2 separate regions of the Homo sapiens genome follow, and region 1 is linked to region 2. Evidence: chromatin contacts called from ENCODE Hi-C or POLR2A ChIA-PET data. All regions are on one chromosome and are shown on one strand. The core of a region is the stretch at or near the end of the contact, and the rest is flanking DNA. Distances in the headings are between cores, read along the strand shown.

Region 1 (3,828 bases), core at 1,173-3,672, 88 kb before region 2:
CATGCTGTGCTAAGGCTCTGGGCCTTGTCAGTTTTGTGTAACAGAGTGACCCAAGAAGAGCTGTGAATGCGGCAGATCCCGTGGGGACTCTGGGCAAGAGCTTGCTGCAGAGGGTGGTGGAGAAGCAGCAGGGTGGGTCAGCGTGCATGGCCTGGAGGCCAAGAGATGACTTGGAGGGTAAGAAGAGTGATTCCCAGCCTGCAAGAGCTGGACCTGGGCCCAGAAGGGAAGAGCAACAGTGGATCTGTTCCACCCCGGCCTCTCCCTACAAAGCCAGTGGATCAGGGGAGGCCCCAGGCAGCACTGGCCTCAACTTCAAGGCCTGTAGGAGCAGTAGGAGACTCGGATCAGAGAGCAGATGATCAAACAGCAGCCTTGGGAGCTCTGAGCACTGGTCTTAGGAGGGGGAGGGGAGGAAACCGGAGCAAGGAAAAGCTCAAAGAAGGACCCTCCTGCATGTCAGAGGCTTTTGGGTGCTCTGGAGGTCGATAATTTCTGCCACGCAAGTTCCTCTATTTGTCCTCCAAATCTAGAATCCTGGAATGGTGTTTGGCATGTACGCTCAGGGGAAATACAATATCCCCAAACCCCTGGTCCCCGCTCCCTGCCCCATCCCAGCCCCATCCCATCTCCCCACAGGCTCATATCCAACTTCTTTTTTGGTCTCCCAGTATTTGCCACCTAGCTTGCCACCGCCCTGGGCAGTCGGAGACAGGCAGGAAGCAGCCAGAAGGTTGCGAGATATAACAGCTGGGAGGGGGCGCTCCCTCCTCTCCTCCCACTGCTGCTGGGTCTCTGATCTCTCACCATTCCTCAGGCAATTACAGAGCAAGCAGCTAGGGTTGTCAGCTCAGCAGGCCCTCTACCCCCCACCAGCACCACTAAGGGCAAAGGAGCGGGGAGGGGGGAGTGTTCCACAGATGGAGCCAAGGCCGGGTCTGCCAAGGGTGACAGACAGAGTGAGAAGAGGCAGGGGGGAGCAGGAGACAAAGACAGACGTAGGAAGACAGCGCTAACCACGATGGAGATGGTTAGGGGGTGGGGAAATTCCGAAACGGAGACCCAGGCAGCAGAGAAAGGGAGAGAAGAGGAAACCGGAGCACAAAGGGTGAGAGGCAGCTGCAGAGTGCGCCGCTGAGAAATGGCAGAAAGAGCGAGAAGAGTGAGGGGTGGGGGTGGGCGTGTGCACGTGCGCGTGCGCGCAGGCCGCCTGCACAGCGTCCTTGTCCCTGGGGGCTGTGCCAGGCAAGGGGCGGGGAGGAGGGAAGATGGGCCTGGGTCAGTGGAGGGGCTTCCCGGCGTGGACGTCACGCTGGCCTGGGAGCAGGGTAGAGAGACAGACAGAGGGTGGAGCAGCTGTGAGCTGGGGCCGGAGGGGCCTACAAAGCCCCACGCAACAGAGCATCAAGGCCCTGCCCACTTGTGGCACTGGGCAAGGGACGGCCGTGAGACAGGATGAATGGCACACTGCTGGCTGACCCATGCCATGCCAGGGAACAGGTGGGGGTCGGGGGATTCCTGCTGCGGGTAGGAACGGGGGGAGGGGGAAGCACCCAGAAAATCCCAGGGAAGCCTTCCAATATTGCTGCTGGCTGGGAGTAAGTGGTCACCTGGCTGGAGGAGACGCACATGTGTTAGGCCAAGAGTGAGCCTGCGTGACCATGCACTGAGTGGACAGTGGCCGCTGTGCTGGGGCAGTTGAAGATGGGGCCATTCCTGAGTAAGTCCGGTCCCAAACCCATCCTCCCCGGTGGGAAAGGGCCAGGGAGGCAAGGGTCACGCCCAGCAGCCTACAGGGAGGGGTTCAGCCCCAGAAGAGCCTTGCCCCATCCCACCCCACCTGGCCTCCCACTACACCCGCAGGTCCCTCAGGGAGTCCTCTGTCCTCTGCTCCAAAGTGCCTGCTTTGGTCTGATGGGAAGCAGCTTGCCAGGGAGGGACCTGGGAGGTTGTGGAGCCTGGCTAGACCTGGAGTGACTGCCTCCTCCCTGAAAACACACACACACACCCCATCACCACCACCACCACACACCTTGAGAAGGGAACCTCCAGCGGTGCCCTGCACATGTGCCCTGCACACCTGCCTGTCAGTTCTCAGGTTCTGCCTGGAGTTCCTCTCAAAGGAGAAGCAACAAGAGAGCCCTTCAACAGCACAGCAGAGACTATCCGGCTTCTCCTGCCCTTGTCTCCTGGGGACATGGTGCCTGGTGACTCAGTGGGCCAGAGTGGGGGTGGGGCTGGGGGCTCAGCACAGGGCACATGAAAGGGTCAGAGTGTGGTGCTGGGCCCATGTGCTTGCAGGCCTGGGAGCCTGGGGGGCTTCTGTGCCTGTTGGTGTGTATACGATGGTGTGGGTGTCACCTACACCCTGTGCACTGTGTCCCTTTAAGGCTCCCGCTGGCCCTCCCCGCCCCGCTCCCCAGGCCGTGGCTGGCGGGTTTCTATGGTGATGCAGCCCAAGTCCCAGAGGTGGGGGAAGCCAGAGGAAAGCCTTGTTATGTGTTATGTAGACAGCACATAAAGGGGGCTGCTCCAGGGAGCCCCCACAGGTACCTGGGGGCCCAGAAGTCCTTTATGACTGCTGCTTAGTCCCTGCACTCCCAACCTCACCCCTCCCTAAGAGGGTACCCTTAGGAGAGAGTGAGCCCTCAGCCCCCTCATCTCGCCTGAGGCTTCAGTCTCCAAGGCAACTACAACTCACCTGTAATGGACCATTCTCCTTAAAAGATGGGGAAAAGAGACGGAGGTTAACCCTTTGTGGGGTTCAGGGAGGACGGTCTTGACTACTGGGGAAGGGAGGGAGGAGCCCCACTCCATCCCCACAATCACATGCCTCTGTGGTCTGTTCTATTAAATCAACTTACAGCGTGGACTTACCACGTACCAGAAAGCCTCATGAGCACTTCCACTCACATCCACTCATCTCCTCCCCAGATTTGCCTCAGGGAGGGAGGTGCTATCATCATCCCCATTTTACAGATGAGGACACGGAGGCTCAGAAAACTGGAAACTGTGTCCAAGATCACAGAGCTGGCACTGGGTCTCAGCAGGGGTGGGGTTTTAGAGGGCGTGGTGGCTCCCTAAGCTGCCTCTCAGAGGCTCTGGCATCCCAACATGTGTGCCTGCTGGGCTTCCCAGGGAACCAGGGGCCTGGGCGAGGATGGCCTCCAAGCCATCCTGCCCCGTGGGGAGGGCTTACTTGCCAGGCAGATGGCAGGCAAATGTCGGGGGCAGGGAGTGACATCTTGGGATGGAGGCCATGCGGAAGTAGGATGTGATCAACATCACGTCTCAGCACAGAGCTGAAGCCCGACACCAAACAAACCCCCAAGTCCCCCATCCAGGTACTCAGTCCAAGAGAAGGCCAACTCCTTTCCCTTTTGGGCTTGGGGACAGGCTGGTTTCTTGGTCCCCTCTTCTGCTCTCTGGAATCTGGACTTGTTCTGATACCTTTCTTGCAACCAGAGGCTCCAGAACCCCTCCCAAAGAGGCCCCTCTCCAATCAGCATTTAGGGACAGCAGTGGCCCCATTCTTGTGTCGAAGGAGATACTGATGCCCAGCAGGCGGCAAGGCTTCAGCCTCCGAGACCCCTAGAAGGCGAGAGAAATGAGGTGGCAGCAAAACTAGGGCTCCTCTCAGGCCCCAGGCCTCCTCAGGGAGCTAGGATGACCCTAGCACTAGAGGGGGCTTCAGCGGCCAGGCCAGAAGGAACAGACTGCATCCAGTTCCTGGGGCTGTGGCCTGAAAAGGAGAGCAGGGAAGGAGCCCAGCCTGGGGCAGGGAGAGGCCCTGGCCCACAGCAGTCCTGGGATACCTAGCCTGTGTTG
Region 2 (3,509 bases), core at 442-2,941:
TCCTGGTGTGACGACAAACCTGCGGCTCCTCATCTCACCCACGAGTCCTGGTTCCGCCCCCTGAAAGCACACGAGCAAGCTCTCCTCCCTTCTCCCAGCTTTTCAATGTGACAGCTGCTCTCAGTCACCCCTGAATCATCTGGGGGGTGTCATGTAACCCAATCCTTGGGCCCCTCATCCTGGAAATGCTGGCTCTCAGCTGGGAGGGGAAGGTGGGGAAAGGACCCTGCACTAGATGAAGACCACTCCAGCTCCCCTCTCCTGAGCAAGGCTGTGCCCCGGCCTCTCTGTGTTTCATCAGCTCCCCCAACCACTTCATGCTCTGCAAGCTCCATCCCTGGTTGCCACTGTCCCATCACCACCTAGAGACTGGTGCCCATGCAGTGAGGTGGCCGGTCAAGTTCAACGAGCTGCCTTCCTCTCTGTTCTACCTGTCACATTAGAGCATTTCCTGTGTGGCATACGACGTGCTGGGAGGCACAGAGGACACCGATCTTGTGCTCATACTCCCAATGGGGTAGGAAGGCTGCATGCCCCCCTCCCACGATGAGACAAACACCCTAGAAGAGCTCTGACCAAGCCGGGCCCTTGGGAGCACAGAGCAGTGCGACTGCTGGAGAGGGGAGGACAGGAGTGGAAAGGGCTTCTCAGAAGAGGTGACGTTTCAGCCGGGCCTTGAAGGGTGAACAGGATTTCCCGACAAATGAAACTAGCAGGGCCAATCAGGAAGTGACTGCAAGAGTCTAGTAAGAGGAGAGGAGGGCTTGGTGTGGAAGGGGACACATTTGATGCCTGCCCAACGCAATGAACAATTAGATACAGGGACAGAGGAGAGAATGGAGGCATTTCAAAGGTGATGGGCCCCAAAGACAGGTGGCAGAACGGCCTCTATGAAGGTTTGCACTCCCGCCCAACTCCGCCACCAGCTGGGAGGGCGACCCTGGACCTGTCACTTCCCCTCTTGGACCCCAATTTCCTCATCTGCAGAAACAAGGAAGTAGTTCCACTAGGTATTTTCCAAGGCTCCCTCCAGCTCCAAGAACCTATGGACATTACAGAGCCACCGTAGCCAAAGCTCTCGCTCCCCCACCCCCCACACCTGGCAGCACTCTGAATCCTTTGGCTTGCCACATGGAACTAAAATTCCCTAAGGACAAGCACAGTAGCTACCCTAAGAGCTCTCAAAGCACACACCCCCTGAAGCTTTCTTATCCTAGCAACGGGAACCCCTTCCAGATCAGCTCTCTCCAAAGGTACAAGGCTTTTTGAGGACTGATCCCGCAGAACTGCAAGGGGCACAGGCGTGAGAATATGCCCTGATCTCATCCCAAACACAACAAAAGAAGACAAGACAAAGGTGACGAGGCCGGGCTGGCGGGAGGGGGCAGAAACCCCGGTGAGGAAGAGGGCTTCAGGTCTGCCAGCTGCTCTCTCGTCTGAGGAATTGCCGATGACAGTTTCCAAACTGCTACCCTGGAGGATCCCAGAGCTTCATTTTAAGCAGCCCTTTGGAAGGCAGGCTACCCCTCTAATGCACAACCTGTCTTTGCAGACTGGTAATGAATTCATGCCAAAGTGGTCAATTCATTTTAATAAACTAATGAATATGCAGAGGCCCCAGGAAGCCAAGGCAGCAGTGGTGGTGGACTCTGGAGCCGACTGTAATTAGGCCCCTGCCCTACTTTCTAAAATTGCATTTCCCTGCCAGGGAGCCTGCTCCAGGCCTTATGAGAAGAAAGTCGGTCCACAGAGTGGAGAAGGTGCTGCTCATGGTGACGGTGCCTCTATAAACAGCCCCACCACTGGAGAAGCCTTAGCTTACTGAGCTAATTCCTGCTACTGCAGCTGCCTGGGCTGGCGCGGGGCACCACCAACCACCAAGCGCCCCCGCCCGGGGGCTGCTGAGAAAGGCCCTGCTCCCTGGAGGCAACAGGTGCTGAGAGACCTGGAACGAAAAACGGTCACAGACAACCCACCAGCCTTTCAAAGTCAACGTGGTAGGTGGCGATAATCTCCGAGATGTGGAGAAACCAGCACTTTCTGCCTTGGGGGGTGGGGAAGGAAGCGGCACCCAAGAGCCCAGCTCCAGCCTTCCCAACTCCCTAAACCAACTTTCTCCCTCCAGGCAGCTCCAGCTTCCCACCCCCAGAGCATCGAGGCACTGGAGCTCAGCCAAAGAACAGCAGCCTCTCACCGCTCAGGACACAAAGCCCACTCAGCGAGGGTTTGTCTGCAGGGCCACCACCGAGGCCAGGGGATCGCTAGAGCCCCCAGGAGAGAACGGCCGCGGAGCAAGGGGTTAGTGCTGGGAGCCGTGCCTGCCACTCAGGACTAGGGCATCCCAAGGCCCTCCCCCAGCCGCCTGCAGGGGGCTTTTCCCTCACCCAGACTCTTCCAGCTCTTGCCTGGGACCGAACTCACCCTGACCCTGCCTTCTGGGCAAGGCCAGGGTCCTGTGGGCCAACGGGCAGTCAGTAGGCAACTTGGGAACTGACCCTTGTGCTAGGGGCACAAAACGGGCCAAGTAGCCACCAAGAAAAAGGATGCCACAAAGCTGTCGTGGACAGCAGCAGGCTTTCTGCCCTAGAGACTAAGCAAGGCTACTAGGCAGAGGCAACAACAAACGGCCCCCACGAAGGCCGTGGTGCATCAGCCATACCTGAAGAGAGAGGTTCCTCCCCTTCCCAACTAACGGGCTTTGGGTTTTGCAGGGAGGCAGAAGAGCGGGTGGGGTAACCCCCTGGATCCGCAGAAGCGGGGAGACACACGACTACGCAGGCCGCTGAGGGGTAACTGGAATTCAGCTTGTAAACCAGAAGGCACCAGATTAGGAGAAGGGGCGACTTGGAAAGAAATGCTGCAGAAGTAAACGTGGAAAGGGAGAGGCGGCCCTGCCGCCGGCCCGTCCTAGGGGTCCCCAAGGCTCCGGCATTACCCGGGTCGGCGGATGTTAAACTCTGCGTCCTAAGAGCGCTTCCCTTCCCTCCCTTTTTCGAGAGACAGAGAACGAATCTGTAATCTAGAAATGGTCATTTCTCCAGAATGGGCACTCGAGATGAGGGAGAGCTGAGCAGGCGCAGGAGAAGGGAGGGAGGGAGGGAGGGGAGCTCTGCCTGCGCCAAGGGGACACATCCGCCCGCCCCAGCCCCAGCCCCAGCCCGCTGGGTAACGGTGTGGGTCTGAAGTCACCACCGCTGGCGACAGCCCCTCTCCCTCACCAGTCGGACTAGGGGCTTTCTTTTAACTAACGAAAACCAATCCTCAAACACGGGAGAGACAAGGGAACGGGGAGAAGATCAGAGAAAAGCACTGAAGCCCGGCACAGCAAAGGGGAGGGGCAAGCCGATCAGTGGGGAGGGAGGGGGAGGAGGGGAGAAGGGGGAGGGGGACGGGGAGAGGGGAGAAGGACGGGTAAGGGAGGAGGGGAGAGAGAGAGGGAAGGGTAGAGGGTGAGGGAGGAGATGGAGGGAGGGAGGAGAGGGAGGGAGCAGATGGAGGGAGGGAGGAAA

What was found. Hi-C counts contacts between places; a loop is a spot of excess contacts on that map. ChIA-PET counts read pairs that join two places held with the same protein, here RNA polymerase II (POLR2A). Pooled maps may share reads with other maps.
Region 1: a loop to region 2 is called in a map of dorsolateral prefrontal cortex, with 4 times the contacts of the local background. The contact joins the promoter of L1CAM-AS1 here to the promoter of HCFC1-AS1 in region 2. A Hi-C loop is called at or near these places in 1 of 168 maps with a recorded cell type or tissue (dorsolateral prefrontal cortex), 1 of 37 single-sample maps with no recorded cell type and 4 of 50 pooled maps. POLR2A ChIA-PET finds 5 or more read pairs at or near these places in 4 of 52 experiments (GM12878, WTC11 and activated B cell).

Annotation. Positions count from the first base shown.
Region 1 is chrX:153,878,250-153,882,077 of GRCh38, forward strand. L1CAM-AS1 (L1CAM antisense RNA 1) reads left to right here and starts at 2,423. Exons shown (of 7, transcript NR_130768.1): 1 at 2,423-2,469. All of the region lies in intron 1 of L1CAM (L1 cell adhesion molecule), which reads right to left. RefSeq lists enhancers at 1,286-1,345, 3,319-3,828.
Region 2 is chrX:153,967,074-153,970,582 of GRCh38, forward strand. It overlaps HCFC1-AS1 (HCFC1 antisense RNA 1), which reads left to right and starts at 1,692. Exons shown (of 3, transcript NR_046608.3): 1 at 1,692-1,997; 2 at 2,126-2,298; 3 at 2,712-3,018. The region is part of intron 1 of HCFC1 (host cell factor C1); the gene reads right to left. RefSeq lists a silencer at 2,151-2,329 and enhancers at 3,116-3,355, 3,345-3,509.